Regions from separate parts of the Homo sapiens genome. Here regions 1, 2 and 3 are each linked to region 4. Evidence: chromatin contacts called from ENCODE Hi-C or POLR2A ChIA-PET data. All regions are on one chromosome and are shown on one strand. The core of a region is the stretch at or near the end of the contact, and the rest is flanking DNA. Distances in the headings are between cores, read along the strand shown.

Evidence for each region. Hi-C counts contacts between places; a loop is a spot of excess contacts on that map. ChIA-PET counts read pairs that join two places held with the same protein, here RNA polymerase II (POLR2A). Pooled maps may share reads with other maps.
Region 1: a map with no recorded cell type shows a loop between it and region 4 (4-fold over the local background). The contact joins the promoter of IL7R here to the promoter of PRLR in region 4. A Hi-C loop is called at or near these places in 1 of 37 single-sample maps with no recorded cell type and 1 of 50 pooled maps. POLR2A ChIA-PET finds 5 or more read pairs at or near these places in 2 of 52 experiments (K562 and MCF 10A).
Region 2: a pooled map shows a loop between it and region 4 (9-fold over the local background). The contact joins the enhancer-like site here to the promoter of PRLR in region 4. A Hi-C loop is called at or near these places in 2 of 37 single-sample maps with no recorded cell type and 2 of 50 pooled maps. POLR2A ChIA-PET finds 5 or more read pairs at or near these places in 1 of 52 experiments (HEK293).
Region 3: a loop to region 4 is called in a pooled map, with 3 times the contacts of the local background. The contact joins the enhancer-like site here to the promoter of PRLR in region 4. A Hi-C loop is called at or near these places in 2 of 37 single-sample maps with no recorded cell type and 2 of 50 pooled maps.

What each region holds. Positions count from the first base shown.
Region 1 is chr5:35,853,628-35,858,454 of GRCh38, forward strand. It overlaps IL7R (interleukin 7 receptor), which reads left to right and starts at 3,264. Exons shown (of 8, transcript NM_002185.5): 1 at 3,264-3,432. The coding sequence starts at 3,351.
Region 2 is chr5:35,811,982-35,817,019 of GRCh38, forward strand. SPEF2 (sperm flagellar 2) reads left to right here. Exons shown (of 37, transcript NM_024867.4): 37 at 2,483-2,630. The coding sequence ends at 2,572. Among named protein-coding and RNA genes, the nearest start is that of IL7R, 42 kb to the right of the region's middle. Within about 2 kb of position 3,755, at least 3 of the 41 ENCODE cell types and tissues checked have a DNase peak (open chromatin) inside an H3K27ac peak, as active enhancers do.
Region 3 is chr5:35,902,014-35,906,760 of GRCh38, forward strand. CAPSL (calcyphosine like) reads right to left here. Exons shown (of 5, transcript NM_001042625.2): 5 at 2,275-2,633. The coding sequence ends at 2,532. Among named protein-coding and RNA genes, the nearest start is that of CAPSL, 34 kb to the right of the region's middle. RefSeq lists an enhancer at 2,582-2,681. Within about 2 kb of position 2,843, at least 2 of the 41 ENCODE cell types and tissues checked have a DNase peak (open chromatin) inside an H3K27ac peak, as active enhancers do.
Region 4 is chr5:35,227,930-35,232,678 of GRCh38, forward strand. It overlaps PRLR (prolactin receptor), which reads right to left and starts at 2,558. Exons shown (of 10, transcript NM_000949.7): 1 at 2,339-2,558.

The DNA.
Region 1 (4,827 bases), core at 2,014-4,513, 630 kb after region 4:
GAACAATTACAAAAAAGGAAGAAAAGGAGACTTGGCCAACTGGTGTCAGGAGTCTTAACAAGGTCAGTGTGTTCTGCTTGTGTATGAGAAAGAATCAAATGGCTTTTTTTTTTTTTTTTTTTTTTTTTGAGGCAGACTGTCACTCTGTCACCCAGGCTACAGTGGAGTGGTGCAATCTCAGTTCACTGCGCAATCTCGGTTCACTGCAGCCCTGAGTAGCCAAGACTACAGGCGGGCCCCACCACACCTGACTAAGTTTTCTATTTTCTGCAGAGACAGAGTCTCACTATGTTTACTAGGGCTGGTCTTGAACTCCTGAGCTCAAGTGATCTGCCCACCTCAGCTTCCCAAGGTGTTGGGATTACAGGCATGAGCCACTGCACCCAGCTGGCTTTCCTTTTTAATGATTCACTACATCATACAAACTCATCAAACTGAAGGAAGACAAAGTACAAAAGAGAGACGAGAAAATGTAGCCATGAAAGGAAGTGATGGGTGAAGAGGAGGAGAAGAAATATGGCCAAGTCAGTTGCCACGCCAAACTGCTTGCTTCTACCACAGTCCAATGCTTCCCTCCTGATTTCACATTTGGAGACTTGAGTGTCCCCAAATAGTGTTCCTCATCCTCTTTTCTTCTTTCTGTGCTTGTCTCACAAAAGTAATGACAAAGTAATATAGTAAATGTTTGTTACCTGGGGGATAGGGTGAACTAGGTGGTTCTTCCTCAGCTTTTCTAAGTCTCCAAAGGACTAACAAGACCTGAGTGAGGAAAGAGAGAAGGCACTGTTGTTCCCCCACAATCTCTAGAAGGACTGGTGACGCATGTCATTTTTCTTTGAGCTCCCCACACTTTAGGCTTCTCTCTGAGGTCTTTTCAGCATCTCCTGCCCCACCCAAGAGTAAGCACCCCTGTGGAAATCCCCAGAACAAACCAGCACATGCTGTACCAAAATATTGTGTCTTGGCTTTGTTCTTTTACATCTTCACAACTAAAGGAAAGAGATACAATCAAAATGATAGTCCACTTAAATGATAAACAAGAGAATTTAAAGAGACATAACCCAGTTACTCACCCATGAAGTGACAATCTGTTAGCAGTTTAGGAGATTTGCATTGGTAGATAGATATAATTTGGGATTTCTCCTTGAACATTAGCTTAATTCATGGGAATCTGTAATTATAGCTTTCTTGAAAGGGTATTTAGCTCAGTGTACAAAACATACCAATTTTTGTGAATCAGGCTTACAATTTTCTAACCAAGCTTTCAAAACAAGATTAGAAATGAGGGCATAAATTATTATCGATGCACAAAATTGTCACTCTTTATTTGGCTTGGAAGGGTTTTGAAATGCCCAGAGAAGGCCCTGACAAATGGAGAAGATGGAATATGTCCCCTTCAGTTGGATTCTTGCTCCGAAGTATTCCTTGAGCCTATACTCCAAAGTGTGGCATTATAACTGGTGCAGACGGAGTCTGTCTTAAAACTGAAAAGGAGGATCCAGAGACTGGTACAAATGTCCCACCTCCTTTTTTTGTTACTTCGTTATTGTCAAATAATTGTAATGATGGGACAAGCTAAATCATGAGTCTTTTAAAGTCTCTTCGATTTGCTTTACACCTGGGGGGTTGTTGCTTGTCTCTGCTAATTTTAGCCATTTCACAGGCCCATGGGAGCAATTCTACCTAATGACAGTGAATCCAACAGAAGTTCATAACTCACTGATCACTTAGTTTCTCTGCACTCCTCACCTTATAACTGCAGTCTTGTGGCATTTTTCCAAAAGAGAGCCACTGTGAATCAAGCATAGAGTTTTATGGCCTGAATCCAGGTTAGATTATTTTTTTCAAGAAAAAGAAAAAAAAATCTAACAGTTACCAAGAAGCAGTCAGGCTTTACAAATATCACCACTTTAACCATGAGGCCATATTAGGAAGGCTTTTGACTGGCATTCAGGTTTGGGGGAGTCTGAATTTTCTATGCCATGGTCTCAGATTTCTGCCCCATATACCTAGGCACTAATTTAGTTCATATGTACTATGTGTACCTGAAAAGTTGTGTGGCAATCAAATTTTCACAAATAGAATCCTGTTTTAAATACACTAAGAAAGTACCTACTTTATCCTTTAAACAAGAGGTCAGCAGACTTTTTCTACAAAGGGTCAGATAGTAAAGATTTTACACCTTTTGTACAATACAATCTCTATCTCATCTACTTAGCTCTGCCATTGTTGCATAAAAGCAGCTGTAGATGATACACAAATGGGTGAGGCTGTATTCCAATGAAACGTTATTTGCAAAAACAGGTGGTAGATTAAATTTGGTCCCAAGGCTTACTTGGGAAAAAAAAAGATCTTTTGAAAAAGAAAAAATAAATGAATAATTTTTTAAAAAATTGTTCCCTAGGTCATAGTTTGCCAGCCCCTGCCCTAAACAAATAATTCTTGAATGCCTACTGTGGTGTGTAAGATATGAGTAAATACCAGGGATACACAGAGAACAAAAGAGAAAAACTGCTATTCTTGTGAAACTTGGAAGTTGGAGGTAAGCTATTTAAAATAAACCCACAATAAAGTACTTCACATAGTGCAGACTGTTTCTTTAAATCAAAACTCACTCCAAACAACCAATTGATTCACTTTGTAAGTTTGAATTTTTGTCTTCAGATTCTTTTAAAGTGGGCCCTTAGTCAGGAGCGGTGGCTCATGCCTGTAGTCCTAGCACTTTGGGAGGCTGAGGCAGGCAGATCACTTGAGGTCAGGAGTTCGAGACAAGCCTGGCCAACATGGCGAAACCCCGTCTCCACTGAAAACACAAAAATTAGGCTGGCATAGTGGCATTTGCCTGTAGTCCTAGCTACTCAGGAGGCTGAGGCAGGAGAATTGCTTGAACCTGGGAGGTGGAAATTGCAGTGAGCCGAGATCATGCTATTGTACTCCAGCCTGGGCAACAAAGCAAGACTCTGTCTCAAAAAAATAAAAATTAAAAAAATAAAGTAGCCTCTAGCCTAAGATAGCTTGAGCCTAGGTGTGAATCTACTGCCTTACTCTGATGTAAGCACAGTAAGTGTGGGGGCTGCAGGGAATATCCAGGAGGAACAATAATTTCAGAGGCTCTGTCTCTTCATGTCCTTGACCTCTGCTTACAGCAGCAATACTTTTACTCAGACTTCCTGTTTCTGGAACTTGCCTTCTTTTTTGCTGTGTTTATACTTCCCTTGTCTGTGGTTAGATAAGTATAAAGCCCTAGATCTAAGCTTCTCTGTCTTCCTCCCTCCCTCCCTTCCTCTTACTCTCATTCATTTCATACACACTGGCTCACACATCTACTCTCTCTCTCTATCTCTCTCAGAATGACAATTCTAGGTACAACTTTTGGCATGGTTTTTTCTTTACTTCAAGTCGTTTCTGGAGAAAGTGGCTATGCTCAAAATGGTGAGTCATTTCTAAGTTTTCTTATGGATTTTGGATTATCTGTAGCATGGTTTCAGGTTATTCAGTTCCCTAACAGACCTGAGTCAGGCACTGGGTTTGAATGCAGTTTGAGAATTTCCCACATATTCAGTCATTTTTTTTAATGTTTAACCACCATGACAGGGGGCAGGGGATCAATACTATGGGTGGTTTATAAGACCTCAGTATTCTCAAGAAGGAATGCATTTCACTCCCAAGTGTAGATCTTAAATGTTGAATGATTACTCTGCTCTTACAAAAAGAATGCTCATGTAGATGCTATGACTGTACTTGTAGGAAAATGTCCAAAGTAATTTTACCTTGTCAGGAGATCAAACTGGATTCATTTTGTTTGACTTTTTAAGAAATCCTGAAAGCATAACTTTCAGGATAAGGTAATGTACAGAAGCAATAGCTTTGTCTTCAGTGACCAGTGCTATATCCTCAGCACCTAAATCAGTGGCTAGAATATAGTAGACATCCAATAACTTTTGAAAGTGTTTTCAAAATACTTTAGTTTTGAGAGATTTATGTGAGATTTTAAGTAAATAACTGACTAGAGAAAGATCTAAATGAGTTTACTCATTGAAATACACTGAATTGCCTCCACACCAACAAATTGGCCATATGTAATAATTCTTTTTGGGATCTAAAAAACTTAGTACCGAGAAGCCAACCCTGCCCATACATAAACACATTGTAATTATAACAAAACTAGGCAGAAGCTTCTAACAGCAGCAGGAGGCATGTGGGAATTTAGACCATCAACTTGCTCCTGCAAATTAAGCCCTTTCTCTTTAAGAGTTAAAAACTATTTGGCTATAGACAATATCAAACACATCAGCCTAATGACTCAGCTTATGCATTTTGAGTCATGTAATTACGAAGGATGGAAATCCCTAGAATTTTCTCATTAAGGGAATTGTCAGAGAGTTTGACATTTTTTACAGTATATGACTCACTTTATGGGGGATGATTATTATTCTATGCTAAACTTTGCCTTGGATTTCCACAAAGACTGATGGGAGGCAGGAAACATAAATCTTACTCTCTTTCATGTCATCTATACTCACTAGTTCACCCTGGTGATCATACTATTTTTAAAATATATAAGAATGCTAGTTGAAAGCTGGGTTTTCACTCCAACTTTTTAAGTTTCAGATTTTTTAGAAGATGTATAATTACCCTATTCACATGATTACGTCAAAATACTTCCCAGTTTGGGGTATAGGAATTCACATTCAGTTGCTGCTTGTTGAAAGTTGTCAATTTTCTGATCATCACAAGGATGATCAAGAGAAGAAAGGGATACTTTTTAAAAATCCAAATCATTTACACTATTAATCAACTAACTCCATTCAGTAGGAAGAAGACTTC
Region 2 (5,038 bases), core at 2,505-5,004, 590 kb after region 4:
TTTTCAATGTGTTAGCCAGGATGGTCTCGATCCCCTGATCTCGTGATCCGCCCACCTTGGCCTCCCAAAGTGCTGGGATTACAGGCATGAGCCACCGCACCTGGCCTCCCATTACTTTTGATGGCAAAGAACCACAATTACTTTTGCACCAACCTACTTCTACTACTGCTGGTCTGTAGTAGTTACCGTGCACAAGAAATTCTGAATCACGTGCAATTATATGTGGATGGACTAGTGAGCTGGCATCTAATCTCTTGAACACATATGTCTTGTCTTTGGAAAAAAAGAAGGACTTTACTGGTGCAGTGCCATGATGATAAAGGGTCCAAATTGAAGTCCCAGGAAGCCTCTGGTCCATACCTATGTGGAAGTTCCAGATTTTGCGTTGGACATTATAGGCATTCAGCTAAAGTCACTTATTTAATTTCCACTTTCATAGGCCTTGTACAAAAAAGTTATTTTCAAATAATGCTCCTAAATTATTAAGAAAATGATTTGTATAAATATAAGAAGATCAGTGAGGATATTGGAACTGGGTTGTTGGTGAACAAAGTCAATTTCCTGTGATAAATATATATTTATAAATGTAAATGAATAAACAATTTTCTCTAAAAACTTAATAACTTTAGTTTCTTGTGATGAACGCAGGCTCAATTATTATACATTCTTTAAAACAAATATGTAAATCAAGCATATTACCTTATAATTGAGGTTTATATTCAATAGGAGATAGCAAGAAATCTTTTAATGTTAACATTAGAATATCACCAGAAAATATCTTATAAACAAATGAATCAGGACCCAATTACATTAGGATAACATACCTATAATTATAAGTGCGAACTGAAGGAGACTTTCATCCCTCTTGTCTTCAGGGCACCTGACTTTAAAATATTCTCTAAGCTTCTCCTTTATCTTTATAACAAAATATGATAGCTGCTTCAGTGCTTTGTGTTTTCAAAGCACCAGTGTCAAACATTTTCTGGCTTTCACAGGCTCTTCTCCATTCACTGCTACTGAAAATTGTGGTCCCTGATTTCAGCTATAAATTTAGCTAAGACTGGTTTAAATATATCTGGAGCTTATCATTTTCCCCTTGCTATGGAGTGTCAGATAATCACAAGTTAGCTTATTCCTTAATCCTCAAATTAACTTTTGATAATATTAAAATGACATTAGTTATTATAAACATACTATATAAAGAAGACATGTTATTAGGAATTGTAGTGGGCTGGGCACAGTGGTTGCCATCTGTAATCCCAGCACTTTGGGAGGCTGAGGTGGGAGGATTGCTTGAGGCCAGGTGTTTGAGAGAAACCTGGTCAACAGAGCAAGACTCCTCTCTATAAAAAATTTTAAAATTAGCTGGACATGGTGACATGTGCCTGTAGTCCCAGCTACTTAGAAAACTGAGGTGGGAGGATTTCTTGAGCCTTGGAGATTGAGGCTGCAGTGAGCTATGGTCATGCCACAGCACTGCAGCCTGGGTGACAGAGCGAAACTCTATTTCTAAAAAAAATAAATAATAAATGGAAGAATTATACTGGGTAAGACTAGAAAAGTCAATGGGGAGCAGCTTTTCTTTTCCACTTGGTTCACTTAGCATTGACCTTTGGCTTTAGGAGATTTGTGTTTTCAAGGAACAAGATCTCTAAAGAAAATGATTCACTATGATTCCTCGCAGTGACTGATAGAAGCAGTGCATATGTCAATTGGCAAGGGTCAGCACATATGGTGAACAAACTCATGTCTTCTCAACTAAAATGATCACAGTCAAATTGAAGCCTTTGAAACTCAGCTCTGAGGAAAAGGAACTTATATTGTTAAAATACTTCTCTAAAATTGTGAAATAAAAAAAAAAACCTAAAAGCTACCTAAATGCAGTTCTGTATTTTTCACATGTTGGTACTCCTTCTACATTGTAATAATAGTTTAAATATATTTTGAAAAATATCTGTGATTTAAGATGTAAGATAGCTGTATAGCAAATGTAAAACAGGTCATTCTTTCCCTGATGTTTTTACAATGAAAGAATGAGACAATTTCAGGAAAGTAATCTTTTGTTTTAAAATTCTACAAATCTATAGACATGATTAATTTAGCATTAGCATTTACTTTCATAGAGGGTGAATACTGGTTTTTTTGTTCATTCATAAGGAAACAATCTTTTAACTTGCCCATTCATTATATGCCAGGTTCTGTGTAACTGCTTTTACAAATGTTAATTAACCTAATATGACAACTCCATTATTAGGTGTGGAAACTGAGGGTCCAAGATCTTAGATAATTTTCCAAACATACAAGTAGTAAGTCTCAGGGTGGGATTAAAACTAAATGGAGAAATTTGCTCAGTGGAAAAAAAGAAATAAAAACTGTTTAATGGTTGCCATGTACTATGTGATCATTTATTAGTATTTGTATAGTATAGTATTGATCATCCTTTATTAGTATTTGTAACTTCTCTTTGAATCTTTTGTCTTAGGATATTAAAATAATTCTCCAAAGGAGTGAACATGTACAAGGAAGTGATGGAGAGAGATCACCTTCAAGACATACAGAGGAAAAGAAATGAAGACAAAAGAGTGTGATTTTTTTAATTCTGCAATAAATCTTCCAAAAATTAAATGTGACCATGGTGTTTGTCATATATGTTACCATTTTAAGTATAGAAATGAACCCTACCAGTTCATTATCGGCATTGAAAATGGAACCTTCCTTAACTTGGAGAATATTTCATAATAAAGAGAGAAAAAAATCCAAAGTAAAAATCCAAAGTAAGCAGGAATGCATTTTGAAGTGATTCTGAAAATGGAAGGCCCCAAAACAAGATGTTCAAAAATAAGTCATGAAAACTCCCTATGAAAGGTATCTACATTAGGCAGATATAGTGAAAATTTCCCCAAAACTCCACATCAGCACAGTGCTTCTAGGTACATCTTACAGTTCTTTCTCCATATGCAGTAAAATTTCCAGGTTTATTTCAATAGCCAAGAAGAAGGCTGCATTATTGAACTGCTAGTAAAGCTTTGTTCCCATCATCTATTCATAATTATTTCTTAATAGAATATATTTCCTTCATAGATAGATGTACAATTTCATCTTTTCGCTTGATAAGTTGGTGACTCAAATTCAATGACACTTATCAATAAACTGTTTCAAGAATGGTGATGTATTCTTGGTGGCTGGGCTGCTTCTATGATAACCCCTGTGGGTCTCCTCATTGGCTGAATCCTCCTCTTCTGCTCAACCTCTGAGTTAGGAGGGCCCCAGGAATCAGCCTTCTCCATCTGCAGTCAAGCTCTGGATGATTCATCGATTTCCATGACTTCATGGGTATTACAGAGGCTCCCAACACTGAAATTTCTATTCCCACCTTCGTCCAAAATCCAAACTTCTCTGTCTTAATGGCCCCGCATTTTCCACATGGATGGCTAATAGTCATCTCAAACTCAGCGTGTCCGAGGTGAATTTCTGATTTTCCTCTTCCGCAAACCTGCTCCTCTAAGTCCTCCTTCACTTTAGGCAACTGTGTCCTCCTGCTGTTCAGACCAGAGAACTTGAAGTCATCCTTGAGTTGCCTCTTTCTCTCATATCCCACCTCCAGCCTATCAGCACATCAAGTAGGATAGACCCTGAAAATGCATCTAGAATGTGATCTTCTTTACTCCTTTGTCGCAGGAAGTCTGGTCCAAGCCTTTGCCATCTCTTGCCTGGATTACTGCAGTATCCGGGTAACCAGTGATCCTGTTTCTGTTCTTGCTCGCCCTACAGGCTGTTTTTAAGCACAGCAGCCAGAGGGAGCCTTTTATAATGCGAGTCAGGCCATGTCACACTTCTGCTCCAACCCTCTATGTCCTATGTCACCCAGAATCCAGCCCAAGTCCCATCTTGATCTTACCCTCCCTGCCTCTTTGACCCCATCTACTGTTCTCCCCTTTCTCACTGCTTAAGTGACAAAACTACCTTGCACATCTTAGAACCCACCGGGTACACTCCTGCCGCAGGGCCTTTGTGCTTGCTATTCTCTCTGCTTAGAATGATTTTCCTCCCACATCTCTGCATTATTTGTCCCACAAATTCCTCCGGGTCTCTGCTCAAATGTCACTTTATCAATAAAGCCTTCTCTTACTACCTCATACAAAATAGAAGCAACTCACCACATCTTACCCCCACTCTTATTTTTTTTTCCCATCGCCCTTATCAACATCTAACAAACTACAGTATATTTACTCTCTCATCTATCACTCCAGTCAGTTGTAAGTTCTGTGAGGTCAGAGTTTTGTGTATTTGCTTTGTTGCTGTGCCCCAGAACCTAAGACTAAAAACCATAGCAGCTTTATGTTATGTTGATACATTTGTGCAAAATATGTGGGAAAATCACATTTAAATTGATCACTAAGTCAATGAGCAGCCCAAGACAATTCTTATTGTTAATGGGAATTCTAATTCTAATTCTACAAAGAGACACATTTCCTAATTTTGCTTCTTGTGGGCTAAAGTTCACTTGAAGCTCTACTCCAAGAGCACTTGTCTTCAAGCTAATGGAGGATACTGACCCAGTCATGTGCTTGGGAGATGGAGAAGAAGCCCTACCTGAGATTACAAAATTTCAATTTGGCTGATTCACATGTGAACCAACAGGGTAATTCTAGTAATTCTACAGAAGGGAGGAGAAGAATATCTGAAAACAGAGTTCAAATCAATAAAATATCATAAGGACATAGGCAGTAAGTGAATCCACATTTCATTAAGAACTGAACGAGACAAGGCAACAATACATTGCAATAGAAAAACACTGAAGCAGAGCAAGCAGCATTCCCATAATAATTTTGTGGCACAATGTTGTTAAATAGGAAAATTGTAGAATCTTTCTTTTGAGGCTCATTAACTCCTCTAAGCAGTGGGATGGCAACCAGCACACAAAGGGTCTCCTGGTCAGTCTTTGCCAGATCAGAGTCTCTTAATCATCATCAGAATGAAGCAGGTATGGTGACTGGGCATGAGCCAGAGTCTCTCTCACTTCTTCCACTGTTTGCAC
Region 3 (4,747 bases), core at 1,593-4,092, 670 kb after region 4:
GTAAGCTTTAAAATCTGTAAGTTAAATAAACAAAAAATATATCCAGAAGAGTGTTAGCAAATGATTTCTTTAAATGTCTCTTCTCTTTTCCTCCCACTCCTACTAGAAGGAGTAGAGCTAAATAATGCATAATTCGTGACTGTGCCAGAAGCCATAAAGGAGAATGAGAATTGGAGTGCAGTGACCCTTGACCATTAGGTTATTAGCAGATTTTGTTTCCAGAGGGTGAAAGGGCCTTGGTGGAACCTTGCTCATGGGCCCAGAACCCAAACCGCTAGAAGAGAAGCAACTAAATGTGACCAAATACACTATGAAGTATGGGTTATCTGAAATTGGATAGCTGTGCCCTGTGCCCCCATTTGACAGGAAGCAAAGTATCACTGGAGAAGACTAAGCTGATAGCTGCAACCTGGTCCTTGCTCAGAATCACATGCTCACTCTATAGCCTCAGTTAAGCTGAGGCATGAGTCATACCCAGAATCAAAGACAAGAATCTTTCTAGAGCAAAAGCCTTGAAACCCATCATCCCCAGGAAATAGGGGACCTCTCCTTAGCCACAGTCTACAAGGCACAGGCTGCAAAAATATATGGATTTTTTTCTATACATTTCTTCACAATTTCTTCTGGTTTTCTACATAAGTCTACATATTTCTTCATAACACTTGGTATCTTTGGCCTAACCAACCTCTATATGAGCAGAGATAATAAATCCAATACAAAATCAAACTTGTGCAATTGTGCAATTAAGTAAAAAAACAAAAACAAAAACAAAACTAGTTTCTGGTAATACGGGGATACACCATCCTCAAGAAAAAGTTGAGCATCTCAACAAGTTACTTAATAACTACTATAATGCCTATGTAGCAGCACTGGTTTTCACATGTTTTAAATTAATACATATCCGAATCTCAACTTCCAAGCGTATGAAATAAAACCTAAACAGTGAATTGATACAAAATATGGCAAGTGTGTTCAATCCCTAAATCCAGAGCCAATTAAGTATATAAGATCTTAAAGAAGACTATTAACCCAATCCTGTCTGCAAACTGGGGGATGAGTGCAGCTAAGGACAGAGTCAAAAGGAGGTATTTCACCCAGCAGCAAGGTGGGTGGGCATTGTCTCCAGCACCATAACCAGAGGCTGGTCACTGTGCTTTTATCTCTGGCCCTAGATACAGAAGACACAGAAGGAGAGCTGTAGTTTTCTTATCTATTTTCCAGCCTCTGGGCTATCTTTGCTTCTAGTAGCCTTTCATGGGCAGAGTCCTACACATCAACGATATGAAGCCAAAGCTTAGTGCTGGGAGGAGGAGGTGTTAAGCCATGAAGCATCAAGATGGAAAACCTGCTTTGGAATATTATTGAAATCCTAGTCCGTGTCACACCCAACCTCCTTGTGCTGGTGGGAATTTTTGTTTGTTTGTTTGTTTGTTTGAGACAGAGTCTTGCTCTAGGCTGGAGTGCAGTGCAGTGGCATGATCTGAGCTCATTGCAGCCTCTGCCTCCCGGGTTCAAGCAATTCTCATGTCTCAGCCTCTGGAGTAGCTGAGATTACAGGCATGTGCCACCATGCCCAGCTAATTTTTTTATTTTTAGTAGAGACAGGGTTTTCACCATGTTGGACAGGCTGGCCTTGAACTCCTGACCTCAGGTGATCCACCCACCTCAGCCTCCCAAAGTACTGGGATTGCAGGCGTGAGCCACTGCACCCAGCCCTTGCTGGTGGGAATTTCAACACAATTGGCAGAAAGCAGAGAGGGGAGAGATAAACATTCCACCAGGTGAAGGCTTTCTGGAATAGCCTGCCCACACACAGCGCAAGATGTCCCAGATAAAATCTGAGCGCCCAGCCCAGTTTCAAAACTTCAGCCACAGGAGTACCATGAACAGGCGTGGATCTACTGCTCAAAGAAATAGCCTCCTCACTCACACCAGTCTTTAAAATGACTATTAAATAAATCATTTTGAATCTATTTGTCAAACTGCGGCTTCCCTAAACCCTAAGCAGTGAAACTCAAGATTTGCTTGTAGAAATTGAGGCTAACACGTGGTCTTCTTCTGGTCCCCAAATGAGACTGAAACACTTAAAGACTTACAATCAGTCATAAAAAGAGATATATTATCATCTCACCTAGAAAAGGATCATCTAAAAGGAGGTGAAGAAAAACTATGGGTGCATGGGTGAGGGTTTTAATTAAAATACTCAAGCTTTCATTAATGGCCAAGGGATAAAACCTAAAGTTGATTAGACACCTGCATGTATCAGCACAGCACTAGGAGCTTTACAGAGCTCATTTTATTTAAGTCCTATTTTAGAACAAAGGAAACAGTCTTAGGCAAGGCAAACTCACAGTTGGCTACTCAATGTCTTTTATTTCTGCCTGTTTTTTGGCCCCAGAAAATGCAATATTTTGACACAGAAAAAAACATTAGGATGAGTGTGAAATCAAATACGATTCTGGTTTTTGAGCTGACATTTAGTCATTTGGAGCCACATGGCTGTCCCAGGGCCTGGTCCCCAGGTCATGTGCTTAAAGCTTCCAGGCGGTTCTCATCATGATGATGAAGTACACATCAGTGTCAATGGATGCGCTCACACCTGCATAGTAGTTCATGAACTCCTCAGGGGTCACCTGCAGTGGAAAAGTTAGAAACAAAAACGAAACTTTGCTTCTCACTCTGTCAATGGGCGCCCACCTTGTGCACCTGTAAATAGAAGGGAAATAGAGGATTTCTTTGTGTATGTGATCATGGCTGAGGAACTGATCTAAAACAAAAGAACAAGTGAAGCTGAGGATGGTGTGAGAACAGCACCTAGGAAGAGAGAAAGAAAGTCTTGAAAGTTTCTAAGCCAACCTAAATGGAAAGTGACGCATAGGTTGTCATCTTTTGTCTAAGGGTGGGAGCCCGTCGGTTCAGGTAAGGGAGACTGAAACTCAGAGTAAGAAGGAAGTGCTCTGCAACTGTAGTTATTTCTGTCTTTCTGTGACACGTCAGAAACAACATGTCATGTCCTTGTGTCAGGGTAAGTGATGTTTTCCCTTTCCAAAAATGGAGTTCTCTCCTGTGGGTGAAGAAACAGATTTCTAGTTAAACGCTCCCGGGTTGCATGCTTTTCTAACACATAAATAACTCATTCAAGGCCCAGGGTGAATAAAAAGCTTACCCCTGCTTCATGCCTCCCACCCATCCTGGCTTCTCTCCACTCTACACCCATGACCATCTCTTTGAAATATTGACTAATGTGTTTATCTGTGTGGGGATTTTATATTACTTTCCTTTGGGGAAGGAGAAAAGACAGTTATTAGTCTTATTTTTAACAGGTCTAGATAATATGTACACTCTAATTTAATCATGTTGGTTGACATGATCGGTTGGGGACATACCTATGCCTTCCAAGAATCATAAGAGATGACTGACCCACTGGTCCTATTGAAATTATAAGTGACCAGAAAAGAAAAGTCACTGGATCCACAGTTGTCTTTCATACCACCCCTTCCCACTAAAAACATAAGGAAGGGCAGTAGAAAGAAAGGCATTTGAACTCAGCTCATAGTTGAACTGTAAATACACATCTACAATACATGCATAGAGCCTCTGTCAAAATTAGGATACCATTAGCATCCCCCTTTGTTGAACTTCTTTATTCCTCTCCTCCTTTGGATTCCTCAGCCTCTGCTTTTCAATTCCCTCATTAAGGGATTACATTAAGTTTCACACATCATTATTGCCCTCTTTCTATCTTTCTCATGTTGTGTGAGGTTCCAGGGAAATGTTTATCAGTGTGGGTCCACACCACCTGCATCAGGACAACCTGGGGTGTCTGTCATAAGCCTAGGCCCACAGGCTGTACCCCACACCTGCTAAATCAGAATCTCTGAAGCAGGTGGTTGTGGAATTTACTTCTTAAAAATCTAAACATCCCAGTTAATTGTTGTGCACACTACAGTAATTTAACTGGGAATATCAAAGATAATTAAGATAAAGTCTCAGTCCTCAAAAAGTTGCAGGCTGGTGAAATACTCCAACAAAGTAAGTGGATCATTTTACAGCAAATAGCAAGTAAACTAAAAGAGTTACCCACGAGACCCTGAGCCATTTTGACGGTGCACTTTACCATGACAGTTTGAGGAACATTTTTTACAGCTAATTATTTTTTAATTAAAAATTATCAAACTCCCGATATTTTTAGTTTGTTATTGTTTCTATTGTCTGTTTGTTGGCCAGGGATGACAGCCATTGAATGAGACTCCCTCCACATCCACTGTAATAATCCTATCCCTAGCTTTTCTCTCCCACAGAAGTTGAAAAACTCAAAACTCACTTTCCCAGACTCCTCTGCAGCTTCAGCTTGGGATGGCCAAGTAATAGAGTTCTCACCAATAAGATACAAAGGAAATTTGACATGAATTTCTAGGGAAGCCTTTGCTTTCCTGATGCAGGCTCCAGCCCTTTCTCGTTCCCTCCTTCTCCCTCCTTTGTCCTGCTGCCTGAAACTCAGATGTGCTGGCTGAAGTTAGGCAACCATCTTGAGATCATGAAGGAAAGGCCAGGAAAATCACAAAGACTTCAGCTCTGCTCTCTTTAAGCCACTCAAGTGAGAACATCAAGTAGAATAAAAAATAAAACCTAATTTGTGTATTCCAGTGTATAATAAGATTTCCTATTTCTTGCAATTGAAAGCAAACCCTAACTGAAACACCAATACATGATTGAGACTGGTATCGTCACCCATCCTTCCATCCCA
Region 4 (4,749 bases), core at 1,308-3,807:
GTCTGGACATACTTTACTTGCCGGCAATACATAGTGCTCTCCTTGACACTGCACAATTCGAACAGCCAGTCTGACTCTGTATTCTGAGGCCACCACTCCTTTTTGTGCATAACTAGACCAGAACTAATTTTACTCATTCTTCTACTAATGTAAGCCCCATAGGAGAGAGAGAGTAAGCTGTTCTTAAAAGCATGAGACTATTGAACACTTATTTATGGTGCCACATTAATATTAAGAAAAAGTTTATCATTGACTATGGGCTAGGCATGATTCATAGTATTTCCATTCTCCCAACAACCATGCAAAAAAAAAAAAAAAAAAAAAGCAGCATTATTTTCATTGTGCTGACAGGAAAAGTGAAGCTCAGGAAAACTCAGAGGCTTGCTCAGTGTGGGAGTCAAGATCTGAAGCCCAGTCTGTTGAGCTCCAAAGCCCTGTGTGTTTTCTGATGTGCCTTGCTGGCACTGCTAGTGGAACACCCAGGGTCCCCAGAGATGTGAGTCCTTAGTCCTCTAAAGGCAAAGTACAGAGGTTCAAAAGAATATGGCTGCCTACTCATACTATGCCTCAGGGAGCAAAGACTGCTTCATTTCCAAACAAAGCCTTGGCCTCCCTGCCATCCAGCTAGGTGACCTGAAGAGCACTCTGATTCAGACAGCGATCCTCTTTAGATGGCTCTCCAGGGTTGGTGGGACTGAAAATTCTAGGGGTAAGGACTGTCGCCTTAGGAGAGTCATTAAAAAGGGTTGTGAGGAGGGGTCCCCTGGAGTCAGAGGCTGGTAGAGCTCTGGAGAGAGCATGTGGGGAGCTCACCCATGACAGGGGAGCTGTCTCCTTCAGCAGCGTGGCTGACTCCAGACCCCCAAGAAGGCTGTGGATTACTCCCACAGTCAGCCCAACCAGCAGCAAGGAGTTGGCTGGGTGGTCTTGATACAGGAGGAGGAATAAGGGATTGTCACCTGGGATTCAGGCATGGCTTTCAGGGAGTATCCACAAACCCTCAGGGATTGCATGTAAAATTTTATGTACATGCCATATGCATTTTGCCCCAGGAAGAGGACTCACAGCTAATTCTCAAAAGGACCTATCACCCCTAATTTTTAAGAACCACTGAAATTAATATTTTCATCTGCTCCTCTCTTGCACTATTCAGCACTTCCACCTCATTAAACATTTATATATATATTATATATATTTCTATAATATATATATATAATTAATTAATTCCCTAAACTTTGCAGAAAAAAAATCGAAGCCCAGAGAGGGTAAGTATCTTGCCCAAGTTTGCACAGCTGATGGTCAGGATTGGGATTAGCAGCACTTCCCTGGTCAAGTGAAGCACGATTTCAGGTGGGAAATCTTGCCCGGTCAACTTGACAAATGAAGACAAAGTGATCCCTCCAGACTAATAATAATGTTTTGCAACCATTTTCAAGTCCAGTCATAGAATCCCCTACGTTGCTTGTTTTCAGGGCAGTGTGGGTTGCTTCCCCAGGATACAGGTAGAGGTCACTAAAAGGATAGTTTTCTACTCAAAGAGCCAGAACTCCAGCCCTTGCCTTCCCCTGCCGTAGCACTCGGGCCGGCCCTCCAGTTACCTGAGTTTGCCTGACTTTAACCAACTCCTCTTCCCTTCCCTCCTCCCTTCTCCAGCGGGCTCTCCTTCCAGCTTCCTCCCGGGCTGCAATTCCTCTGCCTAGGTGCCTCCGTCCAGCTCCGGCTTCTGGCCCGGAGGCTGCTCATCTGCCCCTACCCCCGCTGACTTTTGGGAGGAGCAACACCTTTCAGGTCAGCATTGCTAACCCTAAACTTTCCCCGCCGGATGCCCGCGAGGCTGCTGCGGCGGCGGCTGCTGCTGATGGGAGAGTCTCGAGTCCGGCTTTCATCACATCACCTGTCTGCGCCCCTTCCCCCTCCCCGCTCTTTTTTTCTTTTCTTTTTATTTTGACGCAAATAATTTGCATTCTGAGAATCCCACAATCAACGCCGAAACTCATGCTCAAGGATACAGGTGAAGATGCCTTTGACAAAGGCGAATGCGAGCCGAGTGCAGTTTGTAAAAGCTGGGGTTGGGGGCAGTGGTGGAGGCAAAGCACCTTAAGAGTATTTTTTAGCCCCTCTGAGAAGGGACATCCGGGCGGGAGGCGGGCGGATCCCGGGCTTCCCCGCCGGCTGCCGACTCTGGCTCCTGGCTGGCGTTCTCTCCAGGAGCCCGCGCCGGTGGCCCCGCTCTCCCCTTCAGCACGCGGGCCTCGAACCCGCATCCCGGAGAGCGGCCGCCCGCGCAGCCCCTGCCGCGCGCCGTCGGAGGCGGCCTCAGCTCGCCATGGGTACTCACTTTTGCCAGGGAGCAAAGTCTGCCACATCAGTCGATGAGTACTTCCTGCACGAGGACATGAAGCTCCATTGTGTGGAAAGCTGTTTCGCGAACGGTCGGTAAAATCCAGAAAGAGGGAGAAGGAGTGAGTAAGGCAGAAAGCCCAGCCCAGAAAACCGGCGTCTGGGGATTTCAGCCTCCGCTCCCCGGTCCCCAGCCCGGTGGCTCTGTGAGAAGAAGCTCAACTCGGTGCACTTGTTCACTCTTTCTTCATGAGAGGAGGAGTCAGTGTTGCAACATTTATGTTCCTTGCTGGAGGCAAAACAGTGATTTTCTTCAGCATGCAAAACGTCCAGAGCCTGCCAGTTTTAGAAGGCGACGGAGGTAGTTGGGGGAGCTGGAATCCTGCGAAGACCTGAAGAAACAACTGATTCCCCCCAGATCGGTTTTGCATGATTAGGGCCACATATCTTTCATTGAGACTGTACCAGAAAATAGACAGACAAAACAATAATAAAAATGACTTAGTGAGTTGAATGACCTCAAAGATGATATTTTTCCAGGCAGCCAAGATGTGGAGTGTCTCCGTGTCAAATTTCTTTCCTTATTTCTGAGTAACATTGAACAGCAGCTATATTTGAGAGGTTCTCCAGGGATTTGAATTGCACCTTGCCTGAGGAGTCAGATAGAAAGGAGCAAAAGAAGATAGTCAGTGACCTAAGAAGGTTTTGCTTTTTTTTTTTTTTAATACCCAAAGCGCAAACTTCTAGTGTGCTGTGTTTATTCTCTGCCATATGAATATAATAAACATTGGCGGTGCCTAAATAGCCCCACTTCTGTTGTTTTCCACAAATAAAGAATTTATCTTTTCTAATGGGCTGCATGTTGTTCTGACTTTTCTTCTTCTTGAAACCACACACAACCGCCTTTTCTCTTGCAAAAACAAAAACCCCACATTTAACAGTGCTGAAACAAATAATAGCACCTGCCTGAATCAAATAGTTATTTCTGACTATGTATGTTGCTGGTGTCATTTGATGCCATAATAATTAATGCATCCGATTGTTACACAACCCAGAGGGCCACCAAGGAAATACTTTAAACCAAGGTTACTGAGTTTTTTTTTTTGTTTGTTTTTGTTTGTTTTTTTGAGACAGAGTCTCGCTCTGTCGCTCAGGCTGGATTGCAGTGACCCCATCTCGGCTCACTGGAACCTCTGCCTCCTGGATTCAAGCAATTGTCCTGCTTCAGCCTCCCGAGTAGGTGGGACTACAGGCGCGTGCCACCATGTCCGGCTAGTTTTTTGTATTTTTAGTAGAGATGAGGTTTCACCCTGTTAGCCAGGATGGTCTTGATTTCCTGACCTCATGATCCACCCACCTTGGCCTCCTGAAGTGCTGGGATTACAGGCGTGAGCCACTGCGCCTGGCCGTTTTTTTTTTTGTTTTGTTTTAAGTTATTGAAACATGAGGCTTTCCCCTTTGATTTGACTGCTACTCTGGATAACTGGGAAATCACAGTTAGCAGTGAGCATTTGCCAAGCCACAGGAAGCCATTGAAAATCCCATGATGCTTTGGTGATCCTTTTGGACTGGAATCCCAGAAGCAACTACCTAGGCATAATAACCTAATACTTCCTGATCAATAACACGTCCTTATTAAAACATAGACTCCACCTGGTTCTGTTAGCTGATGGGAGATGCATCTTTCACGTGCAGACCGCACATGCTTCCTGTGATGATTAGGGTATATTTACTTTCATTCATGGGTGTCCATGAAGGTACGCAACTTCTATTTATTTTCAGAACCACTGGGCGACATGAGATCCTCAGTGGCAGAATATTTCTATATGACCTTTGCAAAGCAAAGGGTCACTCAATTCTACAATAGTTGTTCTAATCAGACTATTTTAACAGTTAGTGAAATAGAAGATCACTCTGGGTAACTCCAGACTGTCAGCTCTTAGAAGGCAGGGACTTGGCTTTTCCTCCTTGTGGTTCCCACTCAGCTGCAGGCAGCTTGGCTCGTCTGTACTCCTGGCTTACAGACTGGTCGTTGCGTGGCTAATCCATACCTCACTGGTAAGAAGGGCAGGGCTGGCTTTCTGCTCTGTTGTGTAGCACACAGGCACTGTCACAAAGCCACGGGTACTCATTGTCAGTGAGTTACCTTGCCCCAGCTTTCCTGAGATGATGAAATCCGCAGTGAGCCACTATATTTTCCTTTTCTGCCCCACAGTGGTTCTTTGACTATCTCCTTCTCTCTATGCACTGATGTGCTCCAGCTTCACAGCTTCTTTACTGATGTCCTCCTCTAGTTCATTTCTGCATCTCTGTCTTAGCGGACGTGTTCGTCCTTTGCAAGCTGACTCCCTACCTGAGTCCTGGACTCCATATCCGTTTACTTCCTCCAAGACCTTGCTTCTCAGCCTG